2 separate regions of the Mus musculus genome follow, and region 2 is linked to region 1. A link is a loop called in an ENCODE intact Hi-C map of the cell type or tissue named here. Cell type or tissue: heart. All regions are shown on one strand. Each heading gives the region's core, and the rest is flanking DNA. Links, peaks and the distances in the headings are about the cores only.

Region 1 (8,319 bases), core at 318-8,317:
CACACAGAGGAGCAAGTAGACCACAGAGACTGAGCTCTAGCTTAGAGCTAGGCCTCAGCAAAGCAAGCATGAAGAAGGAGGTGCAGTCTGTCCTGGGGGAGGGAGGAGCAGCATGTCCAGGCCTGAGGCAAGGCAGCTGCCACAGTGCTTATGTCATCAGGAAGCGGTGGGAGTTTGGAAGGCCCCCCCACCCCCCTGAATTCCAGAAAGGGTCAAAGGTCAACCTGCTTTAGGCTCTCCCAGAAGAAAAGCCAGAAAGGCAAGTGGGGGAAGGGCCCACAGGGCCAGCAGGAGCAAAGTTGGTAAGAAGCTGCTGGGGGGGGCGTGTGGGGTGGAGGAAGTCCAAGGCCCCAGGGCAGCTGAAGCACCTAAGGGGGCTTTGCTCCCAGCAATTCTGCCCAGCAACTGAACCTGGGCTTTAGAAACGTGGCACCTCCTGGCCCAGCAGAGTCCAGGCTGGGTAGTTGGAGAAAATAAGTCCAGATACGGTGATAGCCTTCCTTATAGAAATAGCCCCATCATACAAGGCCCAGAAAGCCCCTGATACTTCTCTTCAAAAAATCAGGTCAGGGAACTTGACAGCTAATTGCATATCCTGAGGCTGCTTAATGCCAGGCCTGAGCAGACCCCTATTGGCAGCTCAGGGGTCTTCCCAGCGGATGGAGCACTGGGCCTCTCCTGGGCCCTATTCCCAGGGACTAGAGCTTAAGAGCACCAGTATGAACTGGGTATACCACCTAGAGGTGGTGGCGCACGCCTTTAATCCCAGCACTCCGGAGGCAGAAGCAGGTAGATTTCTGAGTTCGAGGACAGCCTGGTCTACAAAGTGAGTTCCAGGACAGCCAGGGTTATACAGAGAAACCCTGTCTCCAAAAACAAAACAAAAAAGAACTAGGTGCTACAAAGCCTCATGCTCATGCCTGTCAACAAGTTGCAGAATTACCCTACAAATCCATCCTGGCAAGGGGAGGGTCAGCTCCCACTTACTGCATACACCCAGTGAGATGCACCTGTCCAGTCTTTAGTCACACAACACATCCTGTCAGTCAATAACTGCAGGGACACCTAGCATTTAGGACTTAAGGTTTAGGTGGTGGCTTCCAAGGCCTGTGTGTTGTAACACCACCATCTTGTACCTTATCTGCTCCTCCCTCAGCCTGCAGAGCTTCTGCCTCTGAAAGGGGGACAGGGTCAGGGGTGGGTGGGGGGCAGGGTAGCTGGCCTTCCTCTTAGAAGGCTGAATCAATCCAGGTTTGGAGACATGGGGTGACATATACCTCCATGCTGACATTCCAGCAGCAGGACAGTCTTCCCTGTGTTTCCTGCTAGAAACCAGAAGTAAGGCCGAGGAGACAGGACCAAGGGAACGCCGGGGCACTAGAGCTGGCCTGCAGAGCAGGAAGAGGTCTGGAATGGCCCCCCAGATGAGAGAGGGATGTGGGCTGAAGCCTAAACACAGGATGTGAAGTCTAGAGAAAGAGGATCCAGGAAAGAACAGAAAAAGCTGGCCAGGCCCAAGCCCAAGCTTGGCAGACCATGTTCTATTAACCCCTTCGAGGCCAGTGGGAAGCATCTTTACTACCAAAGCCAGCTGACCCTTCCTCGGTGTCCCTCCTCTGATGATAGATGGGGTGAGCTCTGGGCTCTCATAAGAGATGGGATAATGGTCAAGAATCAGAGAGGGGCTGCTCCAGGGCAACACTGAGGTTGTGAGTACCAGCGCTGGGGTGGGAGGTGGGGTGGGCTGGGGTGGGGGGAGACATGTTTGGGTCTCATGGCCCAAGAGGCACTGCACAAAAAGGCCAGTCAAGTAGCTTCAGATACTGGAGGGGCCAGGTAGAAAGATGTTCTCCCTCTTTCTGTGGAGAGTACGGGACGCCCTAGGAAAGCAGGCACCTTACAGCAGGGGGACCCAGCCCAAGGTCCTTCCCAGCAGCAGAGTCGTGAGCTGGAAGCAGAAAAGACCACCTACTCCATTTCCCATGCTTGATGTCCTAGTCACTTTGGGAAACACTAAAGCTATTGAGAGGCCTCAGGCCATTTGACAGGTACAAAGAGAGCCCCTAACCTCTCCAGCAGCTTAGGCTGTTTTAATCCCTAAGCTATGAAGAAATCAGCTGGGCCTCTGCCCATCCATCAGGTTCTGAGGTCCCCAAGTTTCAGACAGCTGGCCTCAGAGCCCGAGCAAACAATGTGATGAAGAATCAGAAGTCATGAGCTCACCCTCAGGACCAAGCGCCATCAGGGGCAGGCAGGATGGCCAGCCCCCACTCACCTCTGCCTTATACATTCGAATGAGGCCCTGGTTCACTTTAGACCAGGAGGGGACAGCACTGATGTTCCACAGCTGGTTGGAGTGTTCCGCAAAGGGGCCAGTCTTCATCTGGAAAAGAAGTCCAGGAACTAGAGAGGCAGTATGCAGGCGTGCACACACACAGACACGCACATGCACGCACACACACACCACAGCCTTGACCTACAAGGCCTGTTGAAAAAACAGAACTTCTCTCATCTACAGCCTCTGCTTACCTCTTTCACACAGACAAAACAGAGGCTCCATCCCAATGTCTATCAAATTTAGCAACCCAGGAAGAGACCATCCCTACCCTAAGAAAGTAGAATGTGTTCCTATGCAGACACACTGTAGGTGCGTGGTCTAGACCTGCCTGGAGGACAGGAAAGGGGCTGTGGACAGGCCCTGATGGATCTGGTCCTCTGAGACAGAGACAGAGATAGAGGGAGGCTCCAGATCAGTACAGGAGGGAAGTTTGTTTAACAAGGTCAAGAGTAGGGCAGAAAAAGCCACAGCAACAAGACGAGCAGGCACATGGATAGTCCATCAGTGCTCAAACTCTGACTGCAGGAAGGCAGAGCACTACTGCAGTCCAGTGCAGTCCCGGGGCATCAGAGCCTCGGCTGGGGCACAGGAATAGGGAAGCCTATGTCCCAAGTGCATCCTGCCAGTGAGAGTGCAAGGCCAGTCCATTTGTATTTACTAGCCATGCAGCCTGGCACGCCCTCCTCACTCCCTCCCCAGGTTACAGGCAGCATTTATTTTGGGGAACAGGGCTCAGAGGACAGCCCCATACTACACAGAAAGACTCTGAAAGGCTCTGTGAGCCTGGCAAAGTTTACAGTGCCCTCAGCTTCCGAGATGTATCCCAACACTCCTGCAAAGACTCCACCGTCAATCTCTCTACTTCCTTGCCCCAATTCTGCACACTTGCAGGCTGGAACTATGAAACAGGGTCCCCTACAGACCCCTGAGTGAATGACCACCTGCTTTGTCTCACAGCAGGTGCTCCAGGCTGGCTCAGCAAGGACCCTGCCTGGGGGACCAGCCTTGCTCACTAACAAGGGACATTCAAAACGGGCTGTCTGGCAGGCTGCAGAGCTAGAGGCAGGCCCAAGTTGTGTAGCTCAGTTATGTCCCTAGAGAGGCCACTTCACCCTCAAGGCCTTCAGGGCCTCAGGTCCCAAGTCCTTCAGAAGGAGGTTCTGCGACTCAAGAGAAAGGAAAAAAAATGAGGGAGAAAAGAAATTGGGGGTGAGAAGACGCCCCCAAAAAATCAGCTCATTCTAGCCACAAAGGGAGAAGAGAAAGAGCGAGAACAAGCAAGCAACTGCAGTCCCGCAGTGACCCCAGGGGAATCGTGTGAGTCAGAGCAGCCATATTGAGCAGGAAATTACTCACAGACGCTGCGTTCCTGCCTCTCCACTCCCCAGAGAATCGGCCTTTTGTAAATGGTTCCTCTGTCAGTAACTGGGGGGATGGGCAGGGTGGGGGAGGCTCAGCACAGCGCCTTCCTGTCAGCTCCTTCCCTTCCAGCTGAAATCTGATCCCTCCCTTCCCAAAACTCCAAATTTAGAAGCCAGATTGAAACTGAAATTCTTTTCCTGCCTGCCCTTGGCTCTTAAAGGCGCCAGGGCTACATTTCCTGAAGCAGTTGGAGCCCCGCAAGGTGGGCTTCCTCCGCTGTCACATCCAGTACTACTAGCAAAGCGGTCCTGACACAAGACCCAGCAAAGAGAAGTGGTTTCCTTCCCAACTTCCTTGGGTTTTGTTTGAGCAGTAAAGACTGCAGGTCTCCCTGACCAAAAGCCCTGAACACCCTGTAGGCTTCTGTGCCCTCTGGGTGAGACTGCTCACTTCCTGATGGGGGTTATAAGTAAAAACTGCCAACTTCATCAAGTAGGGGTGGGGAATATCTATACATCTGTATCCATTTCTCTGTCTGTTTAGCTGTCTATCTGTGAACAGCAGCAGCAGCAGAGCGCTACAACTGCCCAACCCAGGCAGGCAGCATGCCCTTGCCACCACAGTGCCTAGCAACCAACCAGAGCTTGACTGACCCAAGAGCCTGGAACCAAGAGAAAACCAAGCCTAGCAGAGAAGGTGCACAACCACTAAAAAGCTCCCCTCCCACTTCCTACCTCTGTTACTGAAGCCACCAGAGTTCAGTGCACTTTAGCGCCTCCTTGTGGTTATTTGGACTACCGTCTATGGGGTCCTCCATTCCAAACTTTGGAAAAGGTTTTGGGGTTTTATATCAGCCGAAACAAACACACACACTAAATCTTAGCATGGAATCCATCGATCTCCAGTCCCTGAAGCCCAGTCTCGCTAGCCTCCTTGTTAGAATTATTGACAGGGACGCAAGGGGCTTGGCCAGCCGCCAGAGGAAGCAGTAACAGCTCAGGCTTTGGCCTCAAGCAGCAAGCTCTGCAGAATCTGAAGCTCCTTCCCATTCAGCCCTAGCTCTCACCCTAGATCCTCCCTAGCCCCTCGCTGCACGCTCAAGTCCTGCAAAGCTATCTTTCAAGGCAGTGAGCCAGGCTGCCCCCAGTCCTTCTGACCTTGAGCCTGCCACACTGCTGAAGGCAGCATTATCTCCAAGAACCAAGTAGTGGCCGCCCAGCCGTCAGTCCCTGCTCCATTTGCTGACTTGGAAAAAAATGTGTCATTCCCCTCTGGCCCCTGGAGCTTGGCACAACCCTGAGGCAAATGCTGACCAGAAAGAACCTAGAGTCAAGGCTGCTAACCAGGCTTTTCCCTGCTCAGAGGCTCAGAACAGGGAGCCAAGAGAGTAGCATCCAGTCGGGAGACCACATGTAATTCCACAGGGCAAACATGCAGGAGGCACAGAAAGAGAAGCCAGGACCCTGTGAACTTGGGGTGAGACTTGATAGGTATAGGCAGAGAGAATGACAAGTTCTAACACCTCCCAGAATCAAGGCCCTGAGACTCTGGGTCCCTTGATGAGCTCCTGGCTCTTGTCCACAAGATTCTGAGAGGGAAAGCTGACATGGGCCCAAAGCCAAGAGTTTTCAGAGTCCGTGGGCTACCTTGGGGAGTGTTCCAGCACTATACTGTAGGGAATCCTGCCTCGGTGAGACAAGTACTTCCAGTTAGGGAATGTGCTGAGTAGTATGGGCCCAGTGACTGCCACCACAGGTGATGTTGGACCCAGTGACTGCCACCACAGGCTGCTTGTTTTCACCTCTCGAACACTGCTGAGGTACAGAGAGACAGAACTACTCCCAGCACTGCAGCTCCTCTAGGGATTTCAACCTGAGTCCATAACCTCTAACTTGATTGCACCCTAACACATTGCATGGCACCCTCTTAGGCCTGCTGCGGGTCACCAAGTCTAACTAACAACTACAATTTAACCCCTCAGCCCAAGAACCCCATGGGAGCTGAGTATGGTGGCTGATTTTCTAATCCCAAGCAGTCGGAGGCGGAAGCAGGAAGACTGTCATGAATTTAAGGCCAGCTTGGGCAGCAGAGTAAAGCTCCAACTCAAACCTAACAATGAGAGTCCTCCTGGTTCTGGAAGAAGGCTGGCGGCTGGGCAAGAGGGCCCAGTTGCCAAGGCTGCCTAACAGAGGCTGGCATGGCTCTCACCTCAGTGATGAACAGGATGCACTGGAGAAACATGTAGTCCTTGTGGTTCTCGCTCACCGCCTTCTCATCCACGAAATGTCTGGGCTCCAGGTGGGGGTGGTCTGGGAAAAGTAGAGGCCTGGGCTTCAGAACAGCCCTGACCCAGCCTGAGCACAAGGTGCCTACCTCAGACAGTTTACAACTATTGAGATGGCATGGTAGCACAGAGCTATGGTAGAGTCTCTGCACAAAGATCACAATGGGACTGAGAAATCCTTGTCACCTAGCGAGGCGCTTGCTCACTGTACACAGTTAGTCACCATGCATGTACCCGTGGTGATAAGGGTGCACACAAACCTGATGTGCTACCAATCAGCAGAGATGACAAACACACCTGAGCATCCTGTAACCATGACAACAGCTCTGCACCTGGTTTGTCAGCAGCACCAACCTCTGCTGTTTAAGCACCATTACCTACCTTAAAAGTTACCTCAGCTGGGTGTGGTGATAGATACCTTTACTGCCAACATACAGAGATAGGTGAGTTCCAGGCTAGCCAGGAAAAATAAAAGTCCCTCTAGTGGAGCTAACCACACATTCGCTGTGTCAGAAAGGCATCATGGTGTGGAAGCACACACCACAGTGCTAGGTATCCTCTGCAGTGTCTGAGAAGACTGTGGTTAAAGTGGCTAGGATGGCAAGTTCTCAGCTATTTATTAGGTATCTGTGAGTACTAGTTAGCAGCAGTTCACTCTTCATGGAACTAAAGTGACCAGCAACCCTGTCCAATGGCAGATCCCAAGATGCTGATCATGCCTGGATAATCCTCTTCTGTAAGGAGCAGATAGAGCAGACTGGGAAGCACACAGGACTCAGCACTTGGCAGCAACTCGCCTAAACACACACACACACACACACACACACCCTGCACAGAGTTCCATCCTAACTGAATGACACTGATGATCACAAATCACAAGAGGCCCTAGTTTTCATTGTCAAGCCCACAGCTGCTGCCAGGAGCAGGAGCCGGATGCACTCACCTGTCTGTCCTACAGCAGGCCATGCACTCACCTGTCTGTCCTGCAGCAGGCCATGCACTCACCTGTCTGTCTGTCCTGCAGCAGGCCATGCACTCACCTGTCTGTCTGTCCTGCAGCAGGCCATGCACTCACCTGTCTGTCCTGCAGCAGGCCATGCGGCCCTGGTTCCTGCTTCCCCACTTCCTGCTCTCTTGGTGGCATCCCACCCTTACCTCCTCTAGCTGGCCACACTGGCTCACAGCATTAGGTCCACAGTACATAACCTCCATCACTAGCTGGGCTAAGCTGGTCTAATGTCCTGCTCAACAAGCTGTCATTGTGTGTCCTGGGCAGGAGGGGAACACAGCTGCACCCATTGGGTACGAGGTGGAGATGTGACCACTCACTAGTACCTATGAGCTGTGAGCTGCCCCAGATGAAGGGCAGGAACTGGAAGTCATCCAGACCCCATACGCCCTGGCTGCCTGCAGGCTCCATCCTGTATGTCTTCTGCAACTTCCGCATAACCTCAAGATACCTGTGTTGAAGGGGCAGGGAGAAAGGAGAGAGAAAGGTGAGAATGACATTTCTTCAGCACACAAAGGGTACGGAGAATGTGAGGCTGAAAGAGCCAACAGGCTTTCCTCTCCCCTCAGACGTCTTCTGTCAGGGAGAGGGACAAAACAGCACATGGAGACCAGGCTCAGTGTCATCAACCCTGGCAGCCTGTCACAGCCTGGGCAGGGGTCCCTCTCTCTAGTTTCAGGTGCCACGGGAAAGCGGGTGAGGTCCCTGGTGTCAGAAATCACAAGCTGTGCACATGGGTCACCTGCAGAACTGGAGGTGTGCCAACACCAGGACAGCAGTGTGCCCTAGGGGCTGCCCAGCTCAGAGCAGGTCCCTGTACACCTGTGCCACCCAGAGAGGTCCACAGTCTTTGGTGGACTATGATGTCAGCAGATGCCTGGCTGTTTCCTCTTCTATAAGAGGCAGGCAGTGTTACTGCATAAGGTTGTATAAATTAGCCTCAGAACAGCGCCTGTATGTGATGAACACCAGGAACCACATGCCATCTCCTCCACTCCACGGTGACTCACCTATCAAACACCTTGAAGACAATAGCCACCTGGTCGTCCACCCGGAGTACACCAATCTTGCAGAGACAACAGAGGAAAGCAGCAAAGGCAGCCTCATGCCCTGGGGAAGAAAATGGCCCAAGCTGACATCTTCTAGAAGGCCCCCCGCACCCAACTCCCTTGAGCAGGAAGGCCCATACTGAGGTAGAGACCTCCTCCCAGTCCAGAAGACCTGAGCCTTTCAACAAGCACAAGCACTGGCACTCTTCCTGAGGGGCCTGAGGCGACTTCCTGCACAGGCACCTGCACCTTACTTTATGGGTTTGACCAATTAGAA
Region 2 (8,319 bases), core at 40-8,039, 100 kb before region 1:
GTTCCAGGGCCGGAATTCAGGTCCCAGGCTTGGCAGCAAGCACTTTTATCCACTGAGCCATCTAGTCAGCCCTTCAGTTCTTTTTATTTTGGTAAAATACACATAACACAAAAGTTACTCTTTGAGCCACATTGAGTCTGCAGTTCAAGGTGTTTAATCCACACTTGACTTTTTGAAAACAGAACCTCCTGCCTCCACATCCTGCCCAGGCAGGCCCGGGGAGGGCTGAGCAAGACAATCGCTTGGCTGAGCAGTGAGGAAAAGGAAACAGGAAGGGTCCGGAAGGAAGCGGCTTCCCAGCAGCCTGCTCAGCCCCACCCAAGTCCTGACCAGCCTCAGCCTCCTCCAGGAAGAGTCACCATGCCTCACCTCAACAACAGCTGGGGCTTGCCCCCACCCGCCCCCGCCCCCACCCCCGCCCGCCCCCGCCCCCTCCAAGCAGGAAGCATGAGAAACTTCCCTGGCCTCCACTCTAGTCAAAAGGCAGGTATGGTCAACTTGAAGAGTCCAAGGTTCTCATCCATAAAGTGGGGAGCAGGTGAGAGCTGGATTCCCCAGCCATTCTGAGAGCTTATGTAAAGCAAGCTTGGAGATGCTACCAAGCAGCTTCCGGTGCCAGCGGCATCCCGTGTCAACAGCTTCCGGTGTCAGCGGCTGCTAGCGATGTCACGTCACGGCTGTCATTCTGGCATCTTGTGTGTCCTGGCCGTGGGTCTCGTCAGCATCCCTAGACCAAGTCCTTGAGCTTCAGTAGAAATTCACAGGGTTCACCATGACTCTGGGACCAGCTCATGGCTAGCTCTGTGGCCAAACAAGACACAAGACTGTGAGGGACAAGAGGGGACAGGCAAGGCCTCTGTGCTCTGCCAGACTAATAAACAATAAGTACATTCAGGTGCTTGGGAAGGGTCAGTCAAGCTTCCTGGGGACATGAATGAAGGCGGACAGACAGAAAGATCCAGAGTGGAACCACCGGGCAAAGGCCAGGAGGTGACAAACACCGTGGAATATACAGGAAACAGGACGCAAAGGGAAAGGGTAGGAGAGGGAAGGGTCTGGGGGAGACCAGCGGGTGGGCAGATCAGGGTTTGTGTGTGGCCCAGCGCCATTTTGGCTTTCCTTGTAGGTAGAAGAGGCTGCAGGAATACTTTAGAGTGCTGGCCTATGGTCAGAGGAGACCTGAAGTGTGCAGGCACCACCTCAGGCAGGCATCGTGGGAGAAAGACTTGGAAGAGAAAGAGGCTTCTAAGTGGGTGGGGGGAGCTGGAGAGGTGAACTGGTTAGCAGAACAATGTCCCAAGCGTAACCCCTGGGGCACACAGATGGCTTGTTTCACAGCAGAGAGGAACAGAGGCAGCTCACCAGCCTTTGAGCCGGGGGTTTCTTCTAGTTCATCCGAGTGACTGAGGGACTCTGAGATGGGAAAGCAGGTAACTGAAGAGCAAGCAGGGCCAAAGATCAGGAAGGTAGTCAGGGGGTGGGCTCTCTGCTTGGAGAAAGGTAAGGAGGCTGACCCTTACACACACACACACACACACACACACACACACACACACACACACACGGGGGGGGGGGAACAGAAATAGAAAGAGACTGCAGAAAGAACCCACTGCTAACACACACATACAAGGGGGGGGGACAGAAACAGAAAGAGACTGCAGAAAGAACCCACTGCTAACACACACACACATACACACACAGAGACACACACAGACACACACACGAGAGAAAGAGAGAGAGAGAGGGGGGGGGAGATAGGTGGGGGGGTGGAAGAGACAGAAACAGAGACTGCAGAAAGAACCCACTGCTAACACACACACACAGACACACACGAGAGAGAGGGAGAAACAGACAGAGTGACTGCAGAAAGAACACAGTGCTAACACACACACACACACACACATGCATGCACAAGAGAGAGCCTGCAAAAGGAACCCAGTCCTCTCTCTCTCTCTCTCTCTCTCTCTCTCTCTCTTTCTCGTGTGTGTATGTGTGTGTGAGAGAGAGAGAGAGAGAGAGAGAAGCAGAGACAGAAATAGAGACTACAGAAGGAACCCAGTGCTAACACACACACATACACACACAAACACATACACACAAGAGAGAGAAGCAGAGACAGAGACATAGAGATTGCAGAAGGAACCCAGTGCAAACACACACACACACACACACACACACACACACACACACACACACACACACACGAGAATCTGCAGAAGGAACCCAATGTTGCTGCACACCTTGAATTCATCCAGATTTGACCTCTGACCTGTAGAACTCCGCTGTTGTTTTATGACACTAAATCTGGAGTGATTTGTTATGGTAGCCATCACAAAGGGCTGCAAGAGGAGAAATGGGGGTGCGAGAGGACAAAGTCCGTGCCCCACAGCGCTGGGGCCAGAGCCCAGGAGGGCCTCATGGGAGAGGTTGCCTGAAGGCAGTAAGAGAGGCAGAGGATGCTTGGGCCAGAGAGGTTCCCCACAATTGCTTGGATCTCATTTATTTCAAGCATCGAAACAACCACGCCAGAAAAGCTTTCCTTACTAGAACTAGCCAGGCAAAATCAACTGAATTTGAACCTCACTGGTTGAAGTTAAGGTGGGCTGAGATGCCCAGGGCCAGGAGGTGTAAGCAGGGAGCCTGCGCGTTCACAGTCATAAAAGATGTTCGCCTGTGGGTTTTTCCTGTAGAAGAGACAGTAGGTGGGGCTGGTTCTGATCCTTTCCCACCTCTCTCCCATTAATTTTTGTTTGTTTGTTTGTTTGTTTAATCCACTCTTCAAGCAATAATGAGGAAAGCGAGGTGTCCAGCAGGCGGGAGGCGCGGCTCCCAGCCTCTCCGCCTGGCTTCGTCTCTCCACCGGGCTTCGTCCCCCACCGCCTCCCCGTCTTTGTCTGGCTCCCGCGCTGCCGCGCACATGGTCCCCTGTCAAATTCCGGGCGGCTCCGTGGGACACGTGTCGGGAAGCCAGCAGCGCCGCAGGTCTCGTGTAACCATGGAAACGGAGGCCAATGGGAGGCCAGCGCTGCCCGCGGGGGGCGGAACCTACAGCGCGGGGGTTGGACTTAGGCGTGGCCAGGAGGACTAATAAGCAGGAGATTTGGGTGTGGTTTGTGTGTCATTCAAAAGAGGATCAGACCTGTGGCAGTCCGCAGTGCGGAGGACGCCCACCAGGCCGAGTCCTGCACCACGTGGTTTTGATGACATCCTTCTTGGTACCGGGTATTGCTTTGCTTATAAACTAAGGTTAAGATTCAAGAATTCTACAGATGCAGGCTCCGTGCCACCAGCTACCCTGAGCCATGGGCACGTGATCAGACAGACCCTCCAGTTCTTCAGCTTGGCTATCTGTAAACAGGGTTGGTGTGAGGCACCCACGACTGACTCAATTATAGCCAAGGTTCCCAGCCACCCTCCAGGAAATAGGTGCTCTTTCTGAGGCAGGAAACCCATCTTATAAGGAGTGAGGTGACCCTGGGACCCTGTCGAAGCTGGATTCAGTGTGTCTATCAACGAAGTGGGAAGAGGAGACTGGAACCTGTCAGCCAATACAATCTGTCCCCATTGCAATAGGCAGGCAGATGTATAGCTGAGCACCTCTCAGTGCAGGGGGTGGAAGTCCCAGTGCCCAGATCTGGGAGCCAGGATGCCTGTGGGAATCGCTGCCCATCAGCCAGGGACCATGATAGCATTTTTGCCGCTGGATCAAAAATGTAACTGAGAATCTGAAACAAGGTGATACGGGTTCTTCTACGGAAGTCCAAGAATGTTCAGTGGCAGCAAAAGCAGAAGACAGACTGTTCAGGAGGGACTTGGAGTCTGGGAAGCTAGATTGCCAAGTCCAGCACAGGGCCAGGGACAAACATCCTCTAGGTGGGAGCTTCTGTTAGCCTGAATCACTTCTTCCATGGAGGAGTCTATTCACTCATTCATCCTGTAAGGTTTTATGCAGGTCAGCTGGATGCTGGCAGCTCTGCTAAGAACTGGGTTGCAGAGGTGAGCCATGGCATTGCTATCTGCAAGAAGCCACTATCTGGTCAGGGAAACAGACATTAAAGAAATAAACAGGCAAACAAATCCATACCTCAAGTACCCATGAATACCCGAGAAGGGAAGAACAGAAGCCATAACACCCAGCAAGTAAGGAGGAGGCTGGGGTGGGGGTGGGGGACTCTCCTGGGAAGTGACATTGCTGATGCACCTTCTAACAGAGCTAGAGACTTCTGTGGGGAAAGCACTGTGCCTAAGCACCTTGGAGCCTGGATTCAGAAGCTCAGGCACTGTGCATGATGGGGAAAGAAGCCCTGAGGCCAGCCAGGGCATGAATCAGCAGGCAACAGTCAACAATCTGGATTCTAGAAAATGGCCCCCAGATCAGCCTTCGGAGAGCAAGACTGAAATGTGGGTGTGTGCGCACGCACCCACACCGTTTCCCTGTCCTCCCCTGGCTGGGGCAGGTAACTGACCTTACCATCTTCCACCTTTTCCCTTGGAGAGACACAGATCGCCCTGGAGTCAGAAATGAGTTTCAGGGGTCGGGAGCTGGCTCAGTCAGTAAAATGCTTGCCTTGCAAGCCGGAGGACATGAATTTAATCTCCAGAACCCGTGCGTTGGAAAGCCAGGCACAGTGATGCAGGCTTGTAACGCCAGCCCTGAGAAGACAGAGGCCAGAGCCGTGGAGCTCACTAGCCATCCTGCATGGATGAATCTGCATGCCCAGGCCAGTGAGAGACCCTGCCTCAAAACCAAAGCAGAAAGTTCCTGAGGAACAACCAAGTGTGTCCTTGAATCCACGTGGACAGACAGACAGATAGACAGAGACACACACCCACACGCAAAACATACACCACATACACACATCATACCCAAACACATCACACACTCACATACCATACATACATAACACAAGCACACACCACACACATCTTTCTATACCATATATATATATATATACGTATATATATATATATATATATATATATATATACACACATATATACACACACACCACAAAAATATATTACAAACATACTACACATACACCACACACATTTCAAACACCATATACACCATATATCCACACACATACACCACAAAACACATAGACACCACACAGGCATACCACACATACCACACATACACTTACACACACACCACACACACACATATTGCACATACCACATATACATACCACAGACACACCACAGACACCAAACATGCATACCACACACATACCACACACACACACACACACACACACACACACACACACACACACACCAAGCATGAGCAGGTGACAAAGATGAGGAGCTGGGAGCCCAGAATATGTCCTTGGGGACGGCCATGGAGACAGGGAACTGGGGAACTGGCCCCTGGAAGCACATCTGGAGAGGGAAATGTAAACGGAAGAACTGGAGACCTCAAATCAAGAGCCCCGGTGACCATAAACTGTAACCAATAATTCCTGCCATTGACAAAGCTGTTGCTGCCTGATCTCTTTAAAGTTCAGGGCAGCAACCAAGAGCTCTCCATAGGAATCTCCACCATTTTGTCTTTGTGTCTTCAAACAGTGTTAAGGGAGTTTGAGTTATACACCCTGGGCAGTCACCTTCAGTCCAGAGCTTCTGCCCTGGACCACACATCTCCCTGCCTCTGGTCCTCCCTCTGGATTCATTCTCAAAAGGTGCTCCTCGGAAGGTGCTGGCCAGAATGAGAATTCATAGGCCAGGAGGGGAGCACTCAAGCAAGGTCAAACTCCTCAGACACGTGCTCTAGAGGAAATGGGCATGTATGTCTCCGCTGAGCAGTAGGGAACCATGGGAGGATTGTGAGACAGCACATGAATGTGAGGGTGGCTAGAGCACAACACAGGGCTCTGTTTTGAGGGTGACCCTCACCCTGCACCCAGACCTGGCAGAGACCAGCAAGCCCCGCTTCTGGGCAATATTCTCCCTACTCCAGCCCCTGTTCCTGATCCCTGGGAGGGCTCCTTCTTAAATGCCCAAGCAGGCTAGGATGGCTCAGTGGGTAAAGATGCTTGCCTCCAAGCTTATCTGAATTTGATCCTTAGGAGCCACGGTGCAGGAGGAGAACCTGTTCTTTCGAGCTGTCATCTGACCTTCACTAGTGTCACTGACAAGTCACCGCACACACAAAATAGATAAATAAGTGTAATTTTTAAAAGGAGGCCATGCCTGGTGTGGCAATGTATGCCTTTAATCCAAGCACTCTAGAAGCAGGAGACAAGCTGATCTCTATAAATTTGTGACCAGCCTTCTCTGCATAGAGTTCCCAGAGCTACATACTGTCTAAAGACAAAAAAAAAAAAAAAAAAAAAGAGGCCAAAGGTGATTGATTGACTGAATGTCACAGGCACCACAGCCTCCCCGAGTCACTGTTCTCACCCGTGTGCCAATCAGGGGCCTGCTAATAATGACCTCCACTAACCAGGGACCCATGCTCCCCACCTGCATGGTGGATTCCTGGCCCACCTCCACCAATCTTCCCGTAAAGGCCTTTGCTCCCTGAGGCAAGACCCAGAGCGCCAGGGAAACCTCCCAGCACCTCAGCTCTGGCTGTAATTCTGGTTTCCAGCAACACATAAAAATAGCTTCAAGGACATCCAGGGGACAGGAAGGGGGAGACCTGGTCCCTTAGCTTCCAGGAGAATCAGGTAGCTAGACTCCCTTCTCTCCCTCTCTCAGACCCCTGCCATTGCAGATTTTCAGTTGAACCAGGTCTCTGCTTCCCTGCAGACAGTGGGCAGAGGCCCACTTAGTCAGGAGCCCATCTCCCTGATCCAGGCAAAGGCAGGCAGATGCAGAAGTCCTGGGAGAGGCTGAGACCCCTCCTACTACCAGCCCCAGTGTCAGGGCTGCTGCAGAGCCCTGGTGTGAATGGTGTGAAGGCTGGGGTCCAGAGCCAGACAGAGAGCCCTCCTGGGGGACCAGGGAGGGGATTGTGAGCTGGAATCTGGAGGCTGTTGCCCAAAGCAAGGGGCTTCCTGGGCTCTGTTTCCTTTCCCAGACAGTAGTGAGACCTGCATATACCACAGACAGCCTTCCAGGCCCTGCAGCCTGCAATGATGGATGTGTGTGTGTGTGTGTGTGTGTGTGTGTGTGTGTGTGTGTGTGAGAGAGAGAGAGAGAGAGAGAGAGAGAGAGAGAGAGAGAGAGGCAGCCTTCAGCCAAACAGAAAGAGAAGGCAGCAGGCACCATATATGTATCTAGTGCTGAGAGCTTTCTCTCCCTCAGACCCCATTGTAGAGATGAGTAGGCACATGGTCCCCAGGGCTCACAGCTAACATGGGGACTTCAGAACTGGGTGGTTGGCACACAGTTTTAATCTTAACATTTGGAAGACAGAGGTGGATCTCTGTGAGTTCAAGGCTAACCTGGTCCAAGCCAGCCAGGGACACACAAAGAAACCATCTAAAACAACAACAAGAAGAACAAACAGACAAAACAAAACAACAAAAACAAAGGCCTGGGGAAAGGCACAGGCTAAGCATGGAAGCTAAAAGCTGGGATTTCTTTTCTTCCCTGCCTCCCTGGGCCTCAGACCTGCCATCCTGATGACACTTTGCTCAGCACAGGGTGGGGTCCTCAGGAGCTGACCTGAGCAGGACCTTGCTCTAGCCACAGCCAGGACCAGCCACAAGTAGCTTCTGTGGTGGCCCCAGCCCAACCCACTGCTGAAGCCCTGGCCCCAGCTGCCCTCCAAGTGTCCCATTGTTTGCCTTCCCAGGCTGCTGAGTCTGGCTCCTAGATATTCGGAGTGGGGACAGAAGGTGACCTGGGGCAAAGAACTGAACGTAGACTGAGAGACTTTAGCCAATGCAGGGACAGCTCAGTGTCCACTGTGGCCTTGAAAGGAAGAAAAAGATTCCACCTCAGGACAGCATGCTGGGGGTGGCCTGAGAGTAGGCTCAACTTAGTGCGCTCTGCGCGCGCTCTCTCTCTCTCTCTCTCTCTCATTCACACACACACACACACACACACACACACACACACAGCTGTCAACCGCTATGAGCGACCGCATGGTCACAGAAAGCATGGGAGAATACAGCCCAGAGACCTTAACTGTACCAACTGTATGCTCAGACATAATTAATTTCTGAGTAGGAGTCCCCTACACGCCATTCTGAAGAATTCGCTCACAGCAGGATCATAACCCTTTCTGTGGCATGGTCCTGTTGTATTGTTATTTTCAAACTTCTGTGGTCACATTTTGGGTTTATGGAAGAAGCCAGTGGGCTTCCTCGGTGGTGAGGAACGGTTCACCCTTAGTGTGTGTGCATGTGTCGGCGTGTAGGTGTG

What was found. Peaks named below come from ENCODE experiments on the same cell type or tissue, not always from the same donor. Only the 100,000 strongest peaks of a DNase experiment are listed, where the experiment ranks them.
Region 2: a loop joins it to region 1, with 5 times the contacts of the local background. A loop is called at or near these places in 4 of 42 quality-filtered maps.

The regions. Positions count from the first base shown.
Region 1 is chr2:30,437,354-30,445,672 of GRCm38, reverse strand. It overlaps Ptpa (protein phosphatase 2 protein activator), which reads right to left. Exons shown (of 10, transcript NM_138748.5): 6 at 8,004-8,103; 7 at 7,320-7,444; 8 at 5,909-6,009; 9 at 2,276-2,383. Among named protein-coding and RNA genes, the nearest start is that of Ptpa, 25 kb to the right of the region's middle. In heart, for the core only: a CTCF peak has its summit at 4,499 (motif pointing left); DNase peaks (open chromatin) are centred at 3,022, 3,712, 4,382, 4,802 and 5 weaker places; H3K4me3 peaks cover 4,676 bases; H3K27ac peaks cover 5,713 bases.
Region 2 is chr2:30,539,960-30,548,278 of GRCm38, reverse strand. Gm31585 (a long non-coding RNA gene) reads right to left here and starts at 3,788. Exons shown (of 3, transcript XR_374225.3): 1 at 2,241-3,788; 2 at 1,363-1,434; 3 at 435-801. In heart, for the core only: a CTCF peak has its summit at 3,170; DNase peaks (open chromatin) are centred at 278, 1,229, 3,028, 6,520 and 1 weaker place; H3K4me3 peaks cover 1,029 bases; H3K27ac peaks cover 5,916 bases.